2 separate regions of the Mus musculus genome follow, and region 1 is linked to region 2. A link is a loop called in an ENCODE intact Hi-C map of the cell type or tissue named here. Cell type or tissue: left cerebral cortex. All regions are shown on one strand. Links, peaks and the distances in the headings refer to the core of each region. The heading gives the core; the rest is flanking DNA. Region 1 holds the start of Mir181a-1 (microRNA 181a-1). Region 2 holds the start of Gm4258 (a long non-coding RNA gene).

Region 1 (10,668 bases), core at 1,068-9,067, 74 kb before region 2:
ATGCCCTGATTTCCTCTTTTGCTTTCCAGTTGCCTTAGGGATGCCAGTTTCCTCTATTATAGGCTTTCTGCCTCAGTCCTGAAAGCAACGGGGTCCAGTAATCATGGATTGAAACTGGAAGCCCAAATAAACTTGTTCCATCACAGATTTTTTTTTTGGACCAATTATAGAAAGCTAATTCAATCAGAAATCTGAAGTCTTTGGAATGAGTCCTTATTGGTGCAGGGTTTGTCATAGAACTGGTCATAATCAATTGCTGAGTTAGTGTGATATGCTTCTGTCATCACAACATGTAAGTGGAAAAGAATCCCTTTAGAAAAATACCCATGTGGTGACTGACAGGATCCAACACTTGCCTAGAAGACCTTTCACAAAACTGCTGCATAATACAGATGCTTGTTGACCCAAAGAGAATAGTCCATGAGGAAATAAAAGAGAGGAAGCAACATGGAAGTCTCATTGACCACATCATCTTTTAGAAGTGACCCTCCATCTCCTATGCTGCATTTATTAGATTATGCCACTAGGTCCAGCTCATGTACAAAGAACAGAAATGACACATAAACTTAAACATATTAGGAAATAATAAATTCACGTTATGAAAGGCAGTTCCCTACTCTTAAGATGGGTGATGTATGGGGTCAGAGGTCATTCTAATTTGGTTTTGATGGTTTTAATAAAACATTGACAAAACAAGAAAAAGATTGATTTTACTTACAGTTTACAACGGTCTATAGTCTGGGGAGGCTGAGACAGGAACTTCTGAGACCACAGAGGAATGCTGCTCACGGTCTTGCTTCTCCTTACTTGCTCTGCTATCTTTTACATGCAGCCCAGACCTTCTTGCCCAAGGATGATAACACTCTGAGTGAGCTGGGTCCTCTGACATCAATAAGCAGTCAGCAAAATGTCCTGCAGACATGCTCAGAGGCCATTCTGATGGAAACAATTCCCCAACCGAGATTCTCTTTTTCCAGGTATGCGGAGGTTTGTGTCAAGTTGCCAAAAACTTACTGACACAGTTGTTAAATATAATAATGTGTACACGTTATTGAGACTTTTAAGCTTTTGGTGCCTGAAGTTCTTTCCTCCATTATAGATATCATCCAGGTGCACTGGAACTCTGTGGTTTTAATTACACCATCTCTCTTCCAGGCAAGGATAATTGCCTCCTAAAGTCAACACCTCAGATAGCAAACCGCTGTTGCCAATCCCTGTTCTTGCTCTGTGGCTTAAAATTGTCTGGGAGTTTCTACCCTTCAGGACAATAGACAAAGTTTTAACATGGTTTCTCTAGCTTTTTCCCTACAATTTACTTATCTCTTTTCTATTTTTGATTAGATTCTTCTTTTATATAATACACCCTGACCACAGTTTTCCTTCCCTCTCTTCCTGTCACTTCCCTGCATCTCCCCTTTTCTCCATATCCATGGCCCCTCCATCTCCTTTACAGAAAATAGCAGGCCTCTAAGAGACCACAGCCAAACAGTACAAAACAAGGTACAATATGACAAAGCAAAAGCCCTCATACTGAAACTAGACAAGGCATCTCAATAAGAGGAAAAGAATCCCAAGGGCAGGCAAAGGAGGCAAAGATATGCCTGCACTCACTGTTCAATTTCTGTGAAGCCATGTGAGGACTGCTTAGGTTGATTTAATAGGCCATATTCTTCTTAAGTTCTCCACCCCCTCTGATTTCTACATTCCTCCATCACCCTCTCCTGGGGGGGGTTCCCTGATCTCTGAGGTGAAGGACACAATAGAGAACTCCAATTTAGACTCTCTCCCTCTCCCTCTCCCTCTCTCTTTCTCTCTCTCTCTCTCTCTCTCTCTCTCTCTCTCTCTCTCTCTCTCTCTCTCTCTCTCTCTCTCTCTCTCTTGTATCTGGCCATGGGTCTCTGCATCTATTCCCATCAGCTGCCACAGGAGGCTTCTCTGGTGAATAATAAACAAACAGTACGTCAATCTACCCATCTATGAGTATAGCAGAATATCATTAGGAATCATTTCATTGATTGATTGAATTCTTCCTTCCTTCCTTCCTTCCTTCCTTCCTTCCTTCCTTCCTTCCTTCCTTCCTTCCTTCCTTCCTTCCTTCCTTCCTTTCTTTCTTTCTTTCTTTCTTTCTTTCTTTCTTTCTTTCTTTTTTTTTGGCAGCCATATTTGGCTATACACTAGGTCTCTGGCCTATCTAGTCTCCTATCCCTGTCCATCCGGACAGCATAGAGCATGGTCTACCTTTATGGGCTGGCTACTCCGACAAGTTCTACACCACAATTGCCCCAGCACATCTTGCAGGCAAGATAGATTGTAGGTGAAAGTTTTAGTGGCTGGGTAGGTTTCCATTTTATTTTTCTTTTCATAGCCTACAGAGTACCTTCTTATGTCAAAAAGATTAGACTATAGAGGTTTGTCTACTCTTGAATGGGACATGGGGTAGCCCACCTCCACAGGGAACTCTGTTCCAGCCACCACACTAACTTCTTTCATTTTCTTGAATTATTATTTTTCCCAGTACTAGGTGCCTGTACCTGTTATTTTCTCAAGCTTGGATGCTTTCTGTATTAGTCTCCTGACCCCAAACAGTTAACATTTTAGCTTCTCTTCTTCATCTGCAGAAAGAAAATATTACAGTAGACCAGCTTGGGCCATCTTAAGACTAACTCTAAACAGTGGAGCTGTTAAAGGATTTTGGCCCTAGAATCTTTTTGGCATATCACACCTTAACTCCATCTAAATTAATGCTCTTCACCAACTAACAATTGTATCATTTTTATTTTTCAGCATGAAAAGATCTTGGACTTATTCTTTCTGTCACTGTAAAGGAGGTTTTAGTCTTTTTTACATTACTAATAATATTCCTGTCTATATTAAACATGTTTCATTTTTTCCCATGAGTTTTTGGCAGGGGTATGTGTTCCTTTGCTGTGCACATTGATCAAACTCAGCTACACTTTGACTTTTTCTTCTTTCTCGAAGTTTCCACTGGTCTCCTTTTCATTCTCTAGCCCTTTCTTTTGAAGTCCTCTAATTACAGAAGTGTGGTTGAGATCTTCATCTGTAAGTAGAGTTCAGGTTCTAAGAGATAATGAGTATGTCTGCTCTCACTCTGATGTACCCCAGCACTTAGCTGTACAAGTAAATGCAGGGCTTCCTGGGGCATGCTTTTGAAACAATCGAGTAGATAACTGTTGATTTCATGACCTCAAATTCAAAACCAAGAAAGTGCATGTATACATACTTCTTTAATTTTCAGTGTTTTAAGACTTTGATTTTAGGCAATGGTTGATTTTTTTTTCTACATAATAAAGGAGGATACATCTTCCCCCTGTAGTAGGCTGTGTTTACCAGTTGTGAAAGCCATCTAATAGTCCGGAGAAAGGCGATTTCACCACCCTTGCCTTCTGACATTACAACAACATGCCTGAGCAGCTGTGCAGCACCAGAGCTGCCACAGAAATTCTTCTCTGAAAAGGTGATCATGTTACACCCCAGAGCCTGGGATCTGATTACTCTTGCTATAGAAGCCTGGAAAGCTACAAATGTCATTAGTGGCCATTAAATTACTTGGCTTGGCTTTCAAAGACTATCTCTGATGTTTGCCTCTGTGATCTCTCATGGCTGTAAACGCTATAAATTGGGGATGTATTTTCACAGGGATTCATATTCTTTGAAAGATTCTATGCATTTTTTTTGTCCTTCTGCAATGAAATCAGAGGCTGCACTTAAGAATTCAAATGGAGAAGCAAATCTTGGAATTAAGTCTGTGTGAGTATTGGCATGCTCAGACCCTCTTCTGAACCCACCCACTACTCCCTTCTGTTTTACCATGTTCAAGCACTTTCATTCTACATCTAATTTTAATGTGCAAACCATCTCATTCCCTGCAATTATAAAGCATGTGTTAGCACTTAAGCAGCTGGAGGGGGTTGCCTAAGGTAAGAGGATTGATAACATAGACCAGGCATCTTAAAAATGGCTTTGTGTGATCTGGCACTGCTAGCTAAGACTTTATGTTCATGGTTCCAAGCTGTCTGTCCGGGACTTAGAGAAATTCAGGCAGTGAACACACGGGGCTATTTTATTCCTGTTACTTGGTGTTGATATTTCAGGATATTTTTGCATAGCAAATGTCTAGTTAAGGAAGTCTGAAGGTATTCACAATCTGCTTTCTTAAAGGAGCTGGAAAAGGGAATAAATTTGTCTAAGGTTGATGGCGAAGTGATTGGAAAATATGACTAAGATCTAACAAAACTGTACCACGTTCTGACAGCATTGCAGAAAGCAAACAGATTTGTGAAAATGCAGATTTCACTGCTACTTCACCAGTGCCTCTTCTCATTACATCTTCAAGATTAAGAAAAAAAAATCAGCTTATGTCTACACGTTATCCTTACCTTAAGGATAAGGGGTAAGAATTCACATTTAAAGTCAGTACCTTGGATAAAAATAACCACGAGAATCCAAAGTAATCTTAGAAAATTCTTTAAACATCTGTAAACTTTAAACGACTCAGAATTACAATAAGTGCCCCAGATTTTCCATCTGTTTTACATACATCAAGTTTTCCAGGCCTAACCTAATTGTATTTTAATGTAAGCAGTAAAACCAAATAGGGATATTCTGTAGGTACACCATTTGCTTTCTGATCCTGAGACAATCCTACCTACATTGCTAGCATCTCAGCAGCTGACAGTGTCATAACTGGTGATTTTTAAAAATCGTGATTCCTTCCGTTTTTCCTCTTTTTTTTTTCTTCTTCTAATGATGGATTTTGGAGGCAACAATAGGTTCTTAGATTTGACTAAGTAGTGCAGTTAGATCCAACAATATGATCAGCAGGTGAGGGCATTTGCCACCAAACCCGATGATCTGAGTTTGATCCCCTGGTACTCATATGGTTAAAGGAAGGAAAAGACTCCAGCGCGTCTTCCTCTGACCTTCATATGTGAGCCGTGGCAGGCAGAGACACATGCACACATATATGAACACACTCACAACAAAGAAACTTTAAAAAAAATAAGCAGAGTAGTTAAATTCACATATAATAAATACAAACATAAACACTAGGGTCCAATAATTTAGAAACATTATGTGTGCCATAGATATAGATAGATATAGATATAGATATAGATATAGATATAGATATAGATATAGATGATGTAGATATAAATGATATAGATATAGATGATATAGATATAGATGATATAGACATAGATACAGATACAGATATAGATCTTCCCAAGACATCCACAACTTAGTTTTGACTCACAGCCTGTGGCTGAAAGTATTGAGTTATATGAGTTAGTTATTCATTTATAGACACTGCTGTGGGAACAGAATGGAGGATGGGGGGAGAGCGGCAAAAGAGACATATCACCAATTCCAGGAATCAGACATGGGAGACCAACATCAGGGTGCAGATCTGAATTTATTGCAGAGCACATACATTTGTATACAGTGCTTAGCCGATCCCTAGGCATAAATTCTTGGCCAATCATATCTTGTCACACTGTCATTTTGCTCCAATGAGAACTCTGCCTGCTGAGGTTACTCAGAAGCAGCAGGGTAGAGGGGAGCATTGTCACTTGTTATGCTTTCCACTAAGATAGGGGAAGCAGCCACCACCTTCACCTTAGTTCCTTTTTGGTGTCTCACTGATGTTCAAGGAGCCATCTAAGATCTAATTCAGTATACAGAAGCTCATGACTCTGAGGAGTCCCAGGAGACTCTGGCAGCTTGCTCTCCATTCTACTCTTCCCATCACAAGGTTAACCTCCACTGCTTTCGCTAAGTAGACATGTTTTTGACTTACTTATTCATCCAAAATGTATTACATATATTACACATCTACTATAAGCTTGACATGTCTTTTGTATCAAGTTTAGAGCAGAAGAAAGAAAGAAAGAAAGAAAGAAAGAAAGAAAGAAAGAAAGAAAGAAAGAAAGAAAGAAAGGAAGGAAGGAAGGAAGGAAGGAAGGAAGGAAGGAAGGAAGGAAGGAAGGAAGGAAACCAGGAAGTAAAGCCCTCTAACTTGTGCAGATTAAGTTAATTTATGAGTAAGCAAGACCAAATATTTTTTGCTTTTAATATTTTATTAAATGTTTTGGAATTCGGTACAATGTATTTTGATCAAATTAACTCCCAATTCCTCCTGTAAGACCTTCTCCAAATTCATGGTCTCTTTTGGTAAACTATTTTAAGTTAATAACCCATTGGCTCCACTTTGAGCATCCATATACTTTTGGGAGGGGGACCATCCACAGGAACACTGTTGATCTTCTAGGAGCCGCATTCTTAAAGAACCCCCAGGCATCCCTTGAAAAGAATCTGTGATTATTTGCTTCTGTAGACTCCTTACCTGTCAGACTCTACACCCTCAGCCCTAGAACATGAACTCCACAGTACAGCTCTCAAGCCCTCGCGTGGCCTGCACTGTGACATTTGCTATGTTAATGTCTTGTCCTATTTATAAAAGAATATCTTCTCTCTCTAATGGTTTGTGAGGATTAAAGGAAAAGTTGTATCTCTGTTTCTGTATGATAAAGGTAATTCCATTTAGCCTTATTTTTGTAAGTTCATCAAATCTTTTTTTTTAAATTTATTTTTTATTAGGTATTTTCCTCATTTACATTTTCAATGCTATCCCAAAAGTCCCCCATACCCACCCCCCCAAACCCCTACTCACCCACTCCCCCTTTTTGGCCCTGGCATTTCCCTGTACTGGGGCATATAAAGTTTGCAAGTCCAATGGGCCTCTCTTTGCAGTGATGGCCGACTAGGCCATCTTTTGATACATATGCAGTTAGAGACAAGAGCTCCGGGGTACTGGTTAGTTCATAATGTTGTTCCACCTATAGGGTTGCAGTTCCCTTTAGCTCCTAAGTGTAACTTTTCCCTTTCTTTCTTTCTTTCTTTCTTTCTTTCTTTCTTTCTTTCTTTCTTTCTTTCTTTCTTTCTTTCTTTCCTTTCTTTCTTTCTTTCTTTCTTTCTTTCTTTCTTTCTTTCTTTCTTTCTTTCTTTTCTTTCTTTCTTTCTTTCTTTCTTTCTTTCTTTCTTTCTATTTTTCTATCTTTCTTTCTTCTTTCTTTCTCTCTCTCTCTCTCTCTCTCTCTCTCTCTCTCTCTCTCTCTCTCTCTCTCTCTCCCTTCCTTCCTTCCTTCCTTTCTTTCTTTCTTTCTTTCTTTCTTTCTTTCTTTCTTTCTTTCTTTCCTTCTTTCTTTTTCAACCAAAGTTTTTAGTGTTCAGGACAGCAAAGAGGCAGATATTGTGGCTTGAAACAAAACACAGCAATATAAAAAGAAGCACACTTTTTGTGTGTGTATATGTATGTACATGCACATGTGTATGTGTATTTATGGAGCTATGCCACATATATACAGGTTCTTATGGAGGTCAGAAAGGGACTCCAATTGCCCAGAATTTGACTTGTAGGCTGCTAGGAGCTACCTGATATGGGTTCCAGGCAAGTCCTGTTGAAAGAATAGCAGTGTTCTTAATCACTGAGCCATCTCCCCAGCCCCATGAGAAAACTTCTCAGAAAACATCTACCCAACAATAGAGATTTTAACTAAGTGAATTTGTCAATAACTGTACTTGAGAGAAAACAACACATGAAAATGAGATGATCTCTTTTTTGAACTACCCAAAGAAGAAGAAAGAGTTATGAAATATAACTAAACAGCCTAAGAATGCCTTTGAATTTTGAGAACATTTTGTTTTCCTGTATATATTCCTTATCATATCTTGGCATTACAACTTGGACAATGACTGCCTACTATTACTTATAATTACATCATAAGCATGATGTCATAAAAAGCTGTGATGCTAGGACTCTGGAAGCTGAGAACAGAGTAAGCCACCAGACCTATATGGTCCACACATGGAGATGCTGCCTCAAAAATCGCCGTCTTTAGAAGTACAACCTGGGATATGAATTTTGTACTTATCTTCCCATCAAGAATCAGTAAGACTTGTAATTCATAAATTTCTAAAAACTCACCATTACATAGTGAATTCATGTGATAATAGTTCGTGTAGCTCATAAAAAGTCAAACTCAAATGAGTAATTAAAATTTAATATTTTATTATGCTTTGAATTCAAGCCTATATACATGAACAGTACAATCTTAAGAATTTTTTTTTACAAATTGACTTTTATATCATTCACATCAAACACTCAGACTGTTTTAAAGAAACATAAATAATAATAAATAATGTACTAAAAATTTAAAGTGCAAATATGTGGAAAAATTTTGTCACCCCATCAGGTAAATGCACATTGAAATCATAATCATTTTATGCCTACCCCCTGTTAGAATGGACATTATCAAATACATGGTAGCAAGTGACAAGAGCTAAGAGGGTAATGGAAAGGAATAAAGACACAGGAAACCACTGTGAACGCTAGATGTAAATTAGTGCAACTATTTGGGAAAACCGGATGACATGTCTTCCAAAAAATGAAAATAGTATCCCTAAATTATATGTCCTCACATCCCTACATCCTCTGTGTGTGTGTGTGTGTGTGTGTGTGTGTACTGAGATATGTATATCAAAGAGGTATTTGTACTCTCTTCATTTCAACATTATTGATAATAGCCAAGCTTTGGTAACAAAGTGTCCTTCAATCAATGAATGAGTAGAGAAAATATTCTGACATTATGGATGTTTTCATAGGTATACACACACACACACACACATATATATATACACATATATGTATACACACACATATACCTATATATCTACATATCTCCATTACCTTAGCATATATACGAATACACACACACACACATACACACACAAATACACATATGAAATGAAATACTATCCAGGCTTAGAAAAGTTTATCAACAAATATATACCTGGATGAATTTATAATCAATGAAATAGAGGCCAGTGCCGCAGGATCCACTTAAATATGGAACTTAAAGGGAATGATTTTATGGAAGAAGAGTAGGAAGTTTGCTACCAGGGGTGGAATAATACTGGTGATTTGGTTTCACCAAGACCAGCTTCCATTAAAAAAAAATCTGCACAATTGGGAGAGAGCAATGTTTCAAGATGTCAAATTGTGGGCTGAAGAGAAGTAATGAGAGAACACACAAATAGAGACTCTTCTGCAGGTTACTAATTAAGTGACGTTTCCAAACTCATAGCTTTTTAAGATAGAAAAAAGAAGGGGGCTGTTCAGTGAATGAAGCAGGAATAGAAACTTTTTTTTGAACTTCTTGTTTTTTGTTGAGATTAGAGCCTTGTCATACGTTAAATGGAACGAAACAGACGGTGGGAGAAAGGAGTTATGATAGATAGAGATGCCCCAAGCAAGGCAGGCACTTGTGAACTAACTACGTAAAATACTGTGGGAATGAATATTCTGAACACTAGAGCAAGGTCCCAGGAATGGATTTCTGTAGTGGGAGTTGAATGTATATCATAATAAACTGATCAAGAGAGAGAAAGGACAATATGTTTGATAGATTTTTTCCCAACGAATTAAAATCTATTAGGTACCATGTACTAGGTACCATGTACACACTGTATGCTGAACATCCTGTTATAAATATTAACTCCAACCACTGTACTTACTATTGGAGGTGATGAACCTTAATGACAGATGTTCTTTTTGAAATTATAGAGCCAAACTAGTTAGGAAACACACACACACACACACACACACACACACACACACACACACACACACACTTGCTTGAAGACAGTCCCTGGAATCAAGTCTACCATTTCAGAAGAAAGTAGAGGGTAAATAAAGATGATGAACTATAATCTTAAATCTGAGGTCTCTCTGGGGAAACAAATCTATTGCATGATTATAATGAGCCCCTGGATAACAAAGTACTTGGCTATTGAGGTACTATCCCTCTGCCTACCAATTCCATAGAGAGTAGAGCCATTTCAGCGATTCTTTATGCAGAGCAAAAGAATTCCCTCTTGCTTCAAGCCCATTTTGACCAAGAAATCTAATGAAAGATGAGGGGATGGTTATTTTCTGTGTAACAATGTGACGGATAACGGGGCAGGAAGTAAGATATTTCTTTGGTTCTTCCTCCCACCAGCACAGCAGAGCAGGAAGCCGTGCCAACCCAGGGCTACACAGTTGATTCTGGGCATCCAACACTTTAGCATTTTTAAGAAATGCCCCATTTGTAACCCCCAGGAGTATAGAAAAGCAGTATTCTTATATAAATTAGTGACTTCCTCACAGAAATAGGACTTGATATGAATTGAATAAACAAACCTGAAAGTTCAGACAGCAGAAGTTAAACCGAGAAACGGCGTTAATACCCCCAGGACCTCTATTAGGGAGGGAACGTCTGTTGATTGCGACAGCAAAAAGCGGGGCCACAGTTGCATTCATTGTTCAGTGAGCTTTTCTACACAGTTCAACCCACCGACAGCAATGAATGTTGATTGTGACCTTTGTAAACATAGTCTCTGAAGAGGCGGGGAGAATCCTGTCGGGTCCTGCTTTGCGGTTCTGTCTTCAGCAAACGCAGAGGGCCATGGAGTAGATGATGGTTAGCTATAGGGTACAATCAACGGTCGATGGTTTTTATTTGAATTCCAAACTCACCGACAGCGTTGAATGTTCACTGAAGCAACCTGTGAGGCAGAGATGTGCTGATTTAAACAGTATCTGTGGGAGTC
Region 2 (10,668 bases), core at 1,509-9,508:
ATGAGAGAATCAGATCAACTAATTTACACTAAAGAATAATCATGCAGTTATTTAATGTTAAACATTTTCAATATTTTCAGCTAGTTTGGATAGGCTAGGAAGGGTAAAATACAAAGCCAGAGCTGAGGCAGAGGCTTACAATGCCTCTAGTGATTTCTGTCCCGGCCCTTCCTCTGCACATGGTCAATTAGAATTGAAAATCCTGTGCTGATTTCATTCGCTGGAATTTTTAAGCAGGTCAGGAAGAAAGATGTTATTGAAAGGAAGAGTCTCATCTAAATAAGAAAGGAGCGTGTGGCCATCTGGTCTTAGCTATACGTATAAAAAGTTATTTCAGCTGAACTAAGGGTTGGTGTTTTAAAAGATGTGCCAAAAATCAACCCAAAATTCATTTATTTGTTTTATATATATATATATATATATATATATATATATCCTAAATGTTTCTGTTTAAACTTCCAAATATGCATTTGGTTCATTTCCTATCTGTGATTCATGAGTCGGTCTGACCCCAGTGTCTCCCTGGGCCTGAGTAGGTTGCAAGCAGAGGGCCAGTCCATCACTTTCCATACTCTCTGCCATCACGAGGGCATCTAACAAAACAGTGGCTCTTTTGTAAGTTATAAAAATCACTTTGATAGTATTCATTCCAATTAATCTTGAGTTCAGCACGCGTTCAGAGTGGAGGTAGGAGATTTGGAGCATAGAGCAGCTGAACCAGTTCCCCTTCTTAGCTATTGCGACCAGAGTTTCCTTCCATCTCTGAACACTGCTTGGGCATCTGTGCACAATAATTTCAGGCCTTTAACCTACAGGGTAAGCTTTAAAAAACACAATCTTTTTCTTCATGAGAGATTACGACCACAGAGTGTACTTTCAGGAATCAACTGGGTGCTCAGAAACACAGTCTAGTTCTGTAGTAATTATTGTTCTGTTCTTCAAATTTGGATTGAAGTTTTTGAGTTAGGAAAGTAGTAGGGTGTGTAGTATCTATAATAATATCTCACCCACTTTACTCAGTACCTGAGCATGATTCTCACTTAGAAGAATCATAACCAGTGGATCTTGCTACCCAAGTTTCATTGTATTAAAGTACAGTCACACTCTACGTTTCAAACCCTCTTGTACAATAACAAAAATAAATTGTGACCACAATCCTATATTCTAGTGTGCATGTTAAATATCACCCACACCTGGTCACAACCCTCAGCTGATGCTGAGGAGCCAGTAAAATCTACAACAAAAAGACTTGGAGTAAGAATATTCTGTGATCACCAAGGCTCTTGATGCATCCCTGACATGAAAGGACATGGGTTGTTTTCTGTTTGGGTACATCTATCTCCTGTTTGTTCTGCTATTTCCAATAAACCATTACCATTGTGTAAGGAGAACAAACTATAGGAAATTGTTTGCTCACAGTTATGTTCTGAAACACCATTTGTTCTTGAACTGGCCTTACGTCGTCCAGCTATTTCAATCAAGTCCATTATCTTCTTGTCTTTGAAAGATGCCTTTCTAGTAACCTGTATCCCCAGAGGGCCAGGTCAGGTCTGCCTTTTAGAAAGTAGGGTGGAATCAAAAACAGCTTGTTCATTTTCTCTCTTGGAGAAAGAAATTAAATTATTTTTCATCAGGCCAGAACTTCAGTGTGTGTTGGGAGGGAACCTTTACACGAAAATAGAAAGTCATGCCTTAGAAAAAGTTATTTACTTGTTTACATTGGAGTGTTACGCCACAGAAATACCAGTCAACTTATATAATTTTTGTAAGTACAAAATGTGTTAATTCTTCAACTGTATGCTTTTCTGGACAATAATCAAATGAAGCAGTAATTTTTTATTCTCTTGCTTTAAAACAATCACATAATACATTGGCAAATAAATCCGTTGTTCTGTTGATCCTTTACTGCAATTGTTCACAGACACAGGCTTTCAAAATCTTTTCTAAATTAGAAGTACAAAGAATGAATTTCAACGCTTACAAAACTGAATATCAAATGCCAGGCATGTCTGAGCTAGCAAACATATCATAATTCCTACATTATTAATAAGTTACATATAAAAACTTGATAAGGTGTAGAATGCATGTGGAATTTTTCTCCATCTCTATCTCAAATTACAGGGTGGCAAAAGAAATTATCTTTCTTCCATTCGACATAAGAAAAATAAAATAATACCATATGTATGTTAATAAAGATCTGAGGACTTGATTGGTAGGTGACTCTTTAGGGAAGACCCCCAAAGTAGAGATGAAAAATATAGAGTGAACAACTGCACAAACACTGAATCCAAGTTCCAGCTAATCCAGAGACATACGCACAAAGGCACAAAATGGGCATCGCTTCAAAATCATTTGTATAAATGATTCTTTCCTTGAGGAATTTTAATAGTAAAAATCAATTAAAAGTAATCGCAAATGACAAATACCAATTCATAATGACTATTACTTTTGTAAAATTTTGAGCCAAATTATTTTAAAACGCTTTTCATTTCATCTATTCATATTGAAATCTAGCCACATGTATAATCAGCATGTTAATAAGGCGTACTAGAAGCACAGAACTCTGGCTACATGACTATATCATGATAAGCACACCCATACTGCCCCGTAAACACATCTGAGAGAGAGAGAGAGAGAGAGAGAGAGAGAGAGAGAGAGAGAGAGAGAGAACTCTGAATAAAAGACTGCTTTCCTATGTCTGTTGGTTAACCCCGCAAACACTTGAACTTCCTATGGGCACACACCCAGCAGACGCTGGCGTCTAGGTGATTGAAAATGTTGCCCACAAAGGCAAAATTTTATCTGTGATGACATCACCAACTAACCTGGCTTCGTTGTGATAGAGTGATGTGTTTTTCTGGCTCATGTGTGCGCCTTAAGTGTGTGGGAGACAGAGAATGAGAAAAAGACACAGAGGCAAAAAGAACGATGCTTACAGAACTGCAGCCTCAGAAACCCTCTGCAGCCCTCTCAGCAAGGCTTGTAAGAACCTTCCCACAGACCTCAGACTTCCCCCCCACCCCGATCTTATATAGCTTAAGTTTGTTCAAAAATGCATTCCCCACACCAGTGAATTCTGTTTCGTTTAGTTAACACACTGTAAATCCTCAAATATTCTGCCAGGATCCGTGGAGATGGGATTTCCACACCAAATGAGGCGTGTGCTTCTATGCGAAATGGTGCAGGAGTTGCAGTGTCCCTGGAGACCTGCCTTCGAGTGCTTGAGACATCTCGGTTTTAAAGGCAATGAAAGGGTTAAAAATTGAGTCTGTCTAGGGTAGGAGAAAGGGGATATTGTTGTCTTTAATCTTTCCGCAGTATGTGTACGACTTCCATCCCGGATCTGCACATAGTGGTGGAAAGGCTCGGCATGCATTGCGTGCAAGCTCCTTGATTGTAGAAGGGGGGTGGGGGGGGGGGGGACCTGGCTGGAGTCCAGACAGGCTGGAGCTCTGTTGATCATTATGTCTAGCCTTCAGGTGTCTCAGCGCACAGTGGGCGGCAGTGGGGGAGGTGTAGATAACATGAGAGAGCAGACAAAGAAAAACTGGTGTATTTTTAAAAGATTATGTGAAATTCTGTGCTCAAGCCTCCTTTAAAAAAAAATGATTCCTAATGTCTTGGACTTTCATAATTACAGCACCGGCTCGGCTCTGGCACCTCTCTAAGCCGTAATTAGTTCTGTCTGGAGCCTCTGAATAATTCCTTTCAATAATTGATGGAGTTAATATTCTCTTTTAAAAATGGGGAGGGCAGTGTGTTCTTATAAACTCTCTTTCTGTCAGAGTCTTTGTTGTTCAGAATCTTCATCAGTCATAATCACACTGATCTGATTTGCAGTTTCATTTCTTATGAGACCAAACATAACTTTTTAAGGATTTAGATGATTCTAGAAGGAAAGACACAATCCAGCATTGCTGGATTACCCTAGTTGACTATGAAAAGAAAGCAGTAACAGGAACAATTTCTACCATTTGTTTCCAATTGTTTTTTTTTTTTTTAAATGCTGCTTTGAATGTCACTTCTGTTTAAAACTCCATCAAAAAAAAATCTTACCATAAATACAACTTAGATGTTAGCTATAGCCTTGCCTCCTCCCGCAGGAAGACATTCTAAATTATTTTATTCTTTGAGGATTCTTCTATGAAGAAGCTTCGGCATGCTTCCTCCCCACCCCCCACATCCTCACCCCACCCTATTAGGAATTTTAAAAAAATCTTTATATGGAGGCCTGGCTCCTAAGACAGAAAGCTGTCTTTTCCTTCTCCACACTGGCCACTTTCAGCTGCCGTCACTCGTGCCCGGACCTCGTTTCACATTTTGTGGACAAAAAAAAAAAAACAAAAAACAAACAAAAAAAAAAACAAAAAAAAAAACAAACAAAAAACAGTTCAGTCTCTGTCATTATTGTAAAATTTAAAACACTTCAAAAATGAATCAAAAGAAAGCCCTGGCTTGAAGCCATTGTTCAGATTTAAGAGCTATTTTGCCTCCAAGTGTCTTTAGCAGTCTTTCATGGCTAATTATAATAACTGTCAGATGTCTGGAAAGTGTGGGGTGCCCTAGCCAGTGGAGTCAGCAAAGTTTGCCTTTTATTTTTCCTGGGGACAAATCAAATCTGATTAGACATAAAGAGCGAAAAGAAGAGAACTAAGTACACATGTGTGTGCCTTCATTTTTTTTCCCTATGAACAAAGCAGCATGCTGGAGCAGTGTCCCAGTGCGGAGTCTCCTACAGCTACTCTTCAGAAAGCCTTACTTTTCTTTTTAATTCTTTATCTTTCACAGAAGAAAGCATGCAACAAATGCTCCCCGGTACAGTTCCCTGCCCTTTGGCTACCTTTCAAACTACGCATAAAAGGATTCCCTGGCAAATCTTCGAGTATTTGGGGCTTCTGGCAGAAAACTATTTTAATCAGCGCACTTGACGGAAAGAAATGTATACTTACAATTTTCAAATGCTGCTTCTTGCTCTAGTTCCTCGTCCCTGCAGGGCGAAGCCGAGGCTTCTCTCCGGAACAAACTGCGGTGCAGGTGCAGAGTCTTGTTTGCATGCCCAGGAAGGGGGGGAAGCATTTCCTAAAGTCACTCGGAACTCGCTACTTGTGCTCAGGCATCCCTGCTCCACCGTACTATCTGCAGTTCTGAATTGAACTAAATTAGAGCCCATGCGAAAGGCAGGGGCAGGCAGTCATGTGAGAGACACGCCGCCATCCTATTGGCCACAGAACCATAGCTTAGGCATTCTGCCTTTTCCACTATTGGTGAAGAGTTAAAACTGAAAGCATTTAGATCCTCCTCTCCTGCCTATTTGTCCTTTATGTGTGGAAGAATGACTGTAGGATTTCACAGTGACAGATCAGTTAGGAGTCACTGAAGTCACCCTCCCAGAGACTGTGGGAGGGGGTGAGAAACTCAGCTTTTGCAAGATCCCCCCCCCCTTTTCATCCCCTTGACCTGCAATTTTGTGTGTGATTTGCCTTCAAGAAAAATGTTGTTGTTGCTGCTCTCCCTTCAGCTCCAGTGATGATAGAAATAGATTATCATTGCATCCCTTTGCAGAATTTGTCAGGCTGAGGAGCACCAGGATCAAGGACTTCCAATGATAAGTTTTCTGATTTTATTTTAAAAACTAAGAAGGTTTTAGTGCAGTTCTAAACCAACATACTGAATTATTCATGAGTGACACCGGCAACAGAATTAAGGTTTTTTTTTTTTTTTTGAGTCGTTAGCTCATTCTGTAGAAAACCAAGGGGAAAGTAACGCTGAAAATATCAAAAAAGCAAAATGCCAGGGAAATTAAATGAGAAACTCAAACTAAGTCAGCTAACGTGGATGAGGAAATACACTCTTCTCCCTCAAATTCCATCTTTAATTACCTCTTTAAGCAACATAAAATGTCCATAAAACTTGGAGACAAACTGTATTTTCCAGTTATCCAGGGGGATATTTACACACCAGGGTTCTTAAAACACCTGAGATATTTGTCAAGACTTAAAGCTTAAGGTCCCATAAAATCATCGAATCCCACTCTCTCAATACCGAAGCATGCCTGACAAATAATGGCTGCCTTGTAACACTAATGCCGAGTTAAACCAAATGAAAGCAATCTTGCTGCAACATCATCCTGCCCTTGCTGACAATACCGCCAAAGAGCCAGTCACTCTTATATGTAGTCAGTCTTTAGGATAACCCAGTCTCTTTTACTACTTGCATTTCTCTACGAGAAACTCACACTTTCCTACAATGGCATCTTTTGGATCTTACCCCATTATTTATGTCTCTATGAATAGTTACGTTATTTAAGGGAGCCTTACTTTATGTCACGGATGTAACAAGACTTCACATCTTTAGTCCATCTTCACAACAGTAACTTCATTAGCTTTTTGCTTATATTTTATTAATATTTTGAGAAATTCTTAGGATATAATTTGATCATATTTACTCTCTCGTCCCCCACCTAACTCCTCAGCAGTCTACCCCCATCATTTGTATCTCTTTCTGTTGTTTTCTCTCCTTAAACAAGCCACATAGTCCAGTTTATTCACTGGTATGGGGCCATCCACTGGAGCACAGTTGATCTACCAGCAGCCACACCCTTAAAAAAACCAACTTTGGGTTGCCCTGAAGTTGTTGGCTGTTGCTCACATTTCATAGATGAGGAAATGAGCTTCAAGCTACTCCAGGTCCTGTAGCTGGTAGCTCGTGCCCTGTGGCACTCATTCATTTACATGTACAACTCTTATTCGTCTATAGAGACAGCACCGGAGTTCTCCCAAGGTGTCCACAGCATCATTTGCCTTGATTATTTCCTTCCTGGTGTAACTAACGTATTTGAATATCTATGCATAGCTATGGGATATTCACTATTCAATGTAAGCTAGGTTCAGATTCAGGTAAGTGGCCCATAAGGGACTGGAAACACAGGTTAAGGACAACTGTGGAACCACATTTACATCTGAGCCCTGCAAAAGGTTCAAACTGTAGCTTATGGCCACAGGAGCCTGGAGTTTTCTAGAGTGTTGTTCCGGCCACTATTACTGGTCCAAATGTTTGAATGCAATGCTTAGTAGGACAACAAGCCCTAGAAATGTTCAAAACAGGAGTCAAAGGGTCCATCTCAAGCTGGGAAAGTCAGGGGGCAGCCATTACCCCTTGCACTCTTTCAGAGAGGGCAATTAAATGCCTCTGTGCTACTAAACCTCACCTATAAATTTCAATCTTCCAAATAAGTCATCCTCTCTGAAATATTTTAAAGCTCACTGCTTCTTGTCATTGGAAGTATTCTTCCCTTTTTTGTCCTGTATACTTTTTTTTTCTTTATCTCTAAGGATTTTTTTTGTTGTCGTTCATTTCATGCACTGTGTTTCCTCTGGTTTCTTTACAGATATGTTTTTTGTAGTCTCCTGTATGACTTTAGTTTTCACTCCACAGATTTTAGCATACGGACAGATGGCACTTATGAATGCTGCATTGAAGCAGACTTACTGCAGGATCTGATGAAGAGGAATAGCTGTTCCCCCTTCACCCCAGAACTGTCAATTACAGTGTGATACTGAAGAGTGGTTTCCATTTACCACACACTGAAATTGTAGATCTTGTAGACCACACAACATCCTTTCCTTTGGATGTCTCAATCCCATGAACACAACACTTTCAACATCAAAGTGACTGGCTCTTCCCTGAATTTTACAATATCTCAATGAGAGTATCAGTGTCTACCAGAGAGCCAGGGTGACATGGAATTAAGATCCAATCTTTCTTCGACAGACATCTTCGTATCTAGATAACTAGCCTCCCAGTATTACACATCTCTTGACTTGCTCTGTCCCATTCCAGATGAGTGTTCTGAATTATGCATTTTGGTTAGGACTATATCTCATCTTGTCCCCAGCCATATGGAAACTCCACCCCTTTTTCTATTGGTAGCAATGAAAATAGAAATAACACCAATAAGTTCATTTCATGATGATGTGTTGTTCTCAAAATTTCAAAGTCATATGGATGTACTTTTGAAATGTACTCAGATAAGCATTTTAAAAAGTTTTAGTCTTATAAAAATATGTGTGTTCAAGGCAATAATTTTTGCTTCCAAAGTGCAGACAGAAATCTATTTGAAAATGAAAGTTTTTGATGGCAGAATTAGACATACTAAGTTACATGCCACCAAATAAGCCTGATACAAAACGTGTTGTGAATCCTAAAATGTCTCCAAGTAACCACACTTTTCAGTAATAGTTTATTATATTTATACCAGAGTCACTACATCTCAAAGCCCTTTTACATTCATCTCCTATTTATCTAATATCAAACAATCAAGGCAGACGTATAAGCATTACCCAATTAATACAGGAAAACTAAAACCTGGAAAATTCTATGACATCTAGAAATTACAACATGGAAGCAGATTTATGTCTCTGCACCCCAACATTTAAGGCTACAGTAAGGACAGAATACGCAGTGTTTTACACATGCAAATAACTTACTTGATTAAGAACTGAATTATGGCTTTAAACTTTCATTCCAAAGGAAAAGATTCATGGAAGTTTCTGCCTTTCACACATTTACGTTCAAATTGCTTTCATTACAAAATTAGCTCTTGGTAGTAATTTTCTTTGCTTGTCATGGGTGGTCTGAGTCTTGGGTGGGAAAATTGGGATCAGATGAAAATGAGCTATCTGAACAGGAAGTTTCTCAGCCACTCTGAATTTACAATAAGCACACAGTGGGAAGTGTGGCCAGATCACAGCGAGATGAGCCAAGCACACTACATACAAAGCCTCTTCCTTTCTGTTAAATGCTAAAAGACAAATATTTGGGGGAAACATAGATTTATTTTTTTACCTTGAAATATATAAATGCTTTTAACTTTTCTAGGCTTGTTATTTTCTCTGGAGTACTAAGACGACATTTCTTACAAGTAAGCAAAAGTTAAATAATTTAGACAATGAAAGTTAGCCAAATATACACATGGTTTATTCAGGGCAAAGCCAATAACTCAATATTTTGATTTTTCATTTTCATGTGGCTGTTTTGGCACCAGGTAGAATAGAGAAAATAAGCAATTTGACCAACTGGTATGTTAATCTTTCAGTTCCAAACCCTCAGCTGATTTAGAGGCAAAGTTTATTTCCTGTTTTCCTTTGATTATAGAAGAGCAGCTACAGAGACAGATCCTCTGTTTAGAATTAAGTTAACCAACACAAAGTGACATCATTGCTTCATCAGATTAATAACACACTTAGTTTTAGACAAAAGAATAATTATTTTACGGGAGTTTGATCCTCACTTGTCAATACAACATGCTTTGATATTCACTTACAGAAATGCTTCAAATCATTGTGTCCATGGAGATCTTGAGGTCATGTTAAAATGCTGCCTGTTTTTATAATAGTCTGAAGTATGCCTTAGATTCTTCATAGTAAAAGTCCTGAGTGATGTTGATGCCTCTGGTTAACTGGCTTTCTTCATGCACAAAGCCCTGACATTTATATTAGGACATAACATTAAAAACCAGCACCGTGAGGGCCATGGGGTAGTTGTCCCAAGGAGAGTTAGCCTCTAAACCTTTCCATTTATTTAGCTTCCCCTCTTTTTCAGCTGTCGCCCTCGTTCCTTGTTGTACCACAACTTGCTCTCAAAGGACAGAAAATGGCATCTCATTCACTCACTTAACTTCAAAAGATACCTCTGAACTGGACCCAGAAAGCTGCACCCGTTCATTCTTCACATACCAGCAAACTGAATCTATAAAACTCAGCTGCTCTCCTCCCCACACAACCCCAACATGCAGCCATGCAATGTGCTGGCTACTCCATTTGTCTATTCCAGGTTATCCTGCTTCAACTTCAGTCGTGGTCACATTTTTTTTTTTGAACTCTTGAGTTGTTTCTTTCTTTCTCAAATATTGATACCTTGGGCTTGCTTTGTGTGTGCTTTTAATCTTTTGTGTGGTATTATCATTTTTTCCTAAACAAAACTTGAAATTAACCTGCTGCTTCTCTGAAACATTTCTGTAGTGTTGTTCTGGACTTGATAGGTTAATAACAATCCCTAGGATCATTGTCCTCCTAGACAGAGCCCTTCCAGGTAGGTACAATGAGAGAAGATAAACCATCCGTCTGTGTAGCCAGCAGGGAAATTAAAGGCAATGGGACACTCAGGGAGAAAAAATGGCAAGAGTAAAATTCTTTCATAATCCTTAAGTTAACACTATGCAGTACTTCTTCACTGCCATCGCTGGGCACATGTGCTTCTTCTGACAGGACAGGTACAGTTGATTATGATGGTCCAGATCCTCGGTGTCTAAGAATGCCCATGTGTTTGTGACACAATGGCATGGCAAGGCTGAAATATTATAAACACTACTTACGAGTTGAGTATACTCATGGAAAGTTCTACTGAATTTTTTTTTTTTAACATTTAGGGTTCTTATTTGACAAAGGTTTGTCTTACATTTTTTATTTGTTTTAGAAAATATTCCTGAAACCTCGACAGCAGCTGACTTGACCTTTTGTTTAATAGTAGCTAGCATCTAACAGTCAACTAACTTTAAACAAGTTAGCTACTGACCACACCCCCCAAAAAAAGTGAAACACATCAGAAGACATAAGGGACAGTTTTATTCTGTGACTTGAATTTCTTAACCTGGATAAATTCATGCCATCC

The links. Peaks named below come from ENCODE experiments on the same cell type or tissue, not always from the same donor. Only the 100,000 strongest peaks of a DNase experiment are listed, where the experiment ranks them.
Region 1: it touches region 2 in a loop (2.8-fold over the local background); 6 of 42 quality-filtered maps call a loop at or near these places.

What each region holds. Positions count from the first base shown.
Region 1 is chr1:137,966,411-137,977,078 of GRCm38, reverse strand. Mir181a-1 (microRNA 181a-1) reads right to left here and starts at 10,624; the gene lies at 10,538-10,624. Mir181b-1 (microRNA 181b-1) reads right to left here and starts at 10,440; the gene lies at 10,361-10,440. In left cerebral cortex, for the core only: a CTCF peak has its summit at 4,092; DNase peaks (open chromatin) are centred at 3,986 and 5,387; H3K27ac peaks cover 1,147 bases.
Region 2 is chr1:137,893,067-137,903,734 of GRCm38, reverse strand. Gm4258 (a long non-coding RNA gene) reads right to left here and starts at 5,268. Exons shown (of 3, transcript XR_003948014.1): 1 at 4,950-5,268; 2 at 1-4,307. In left cerebral cortex, for the core only: no CTCF peak of the experiment used is centred there; DNase peaks (open chromatin) are centred at 3,231, 3,387, 4,690, 5,186 and 1 more place; H3K4me3 peaks cover 4,482 bases; H3K27ac peaks cover 4,472 bases.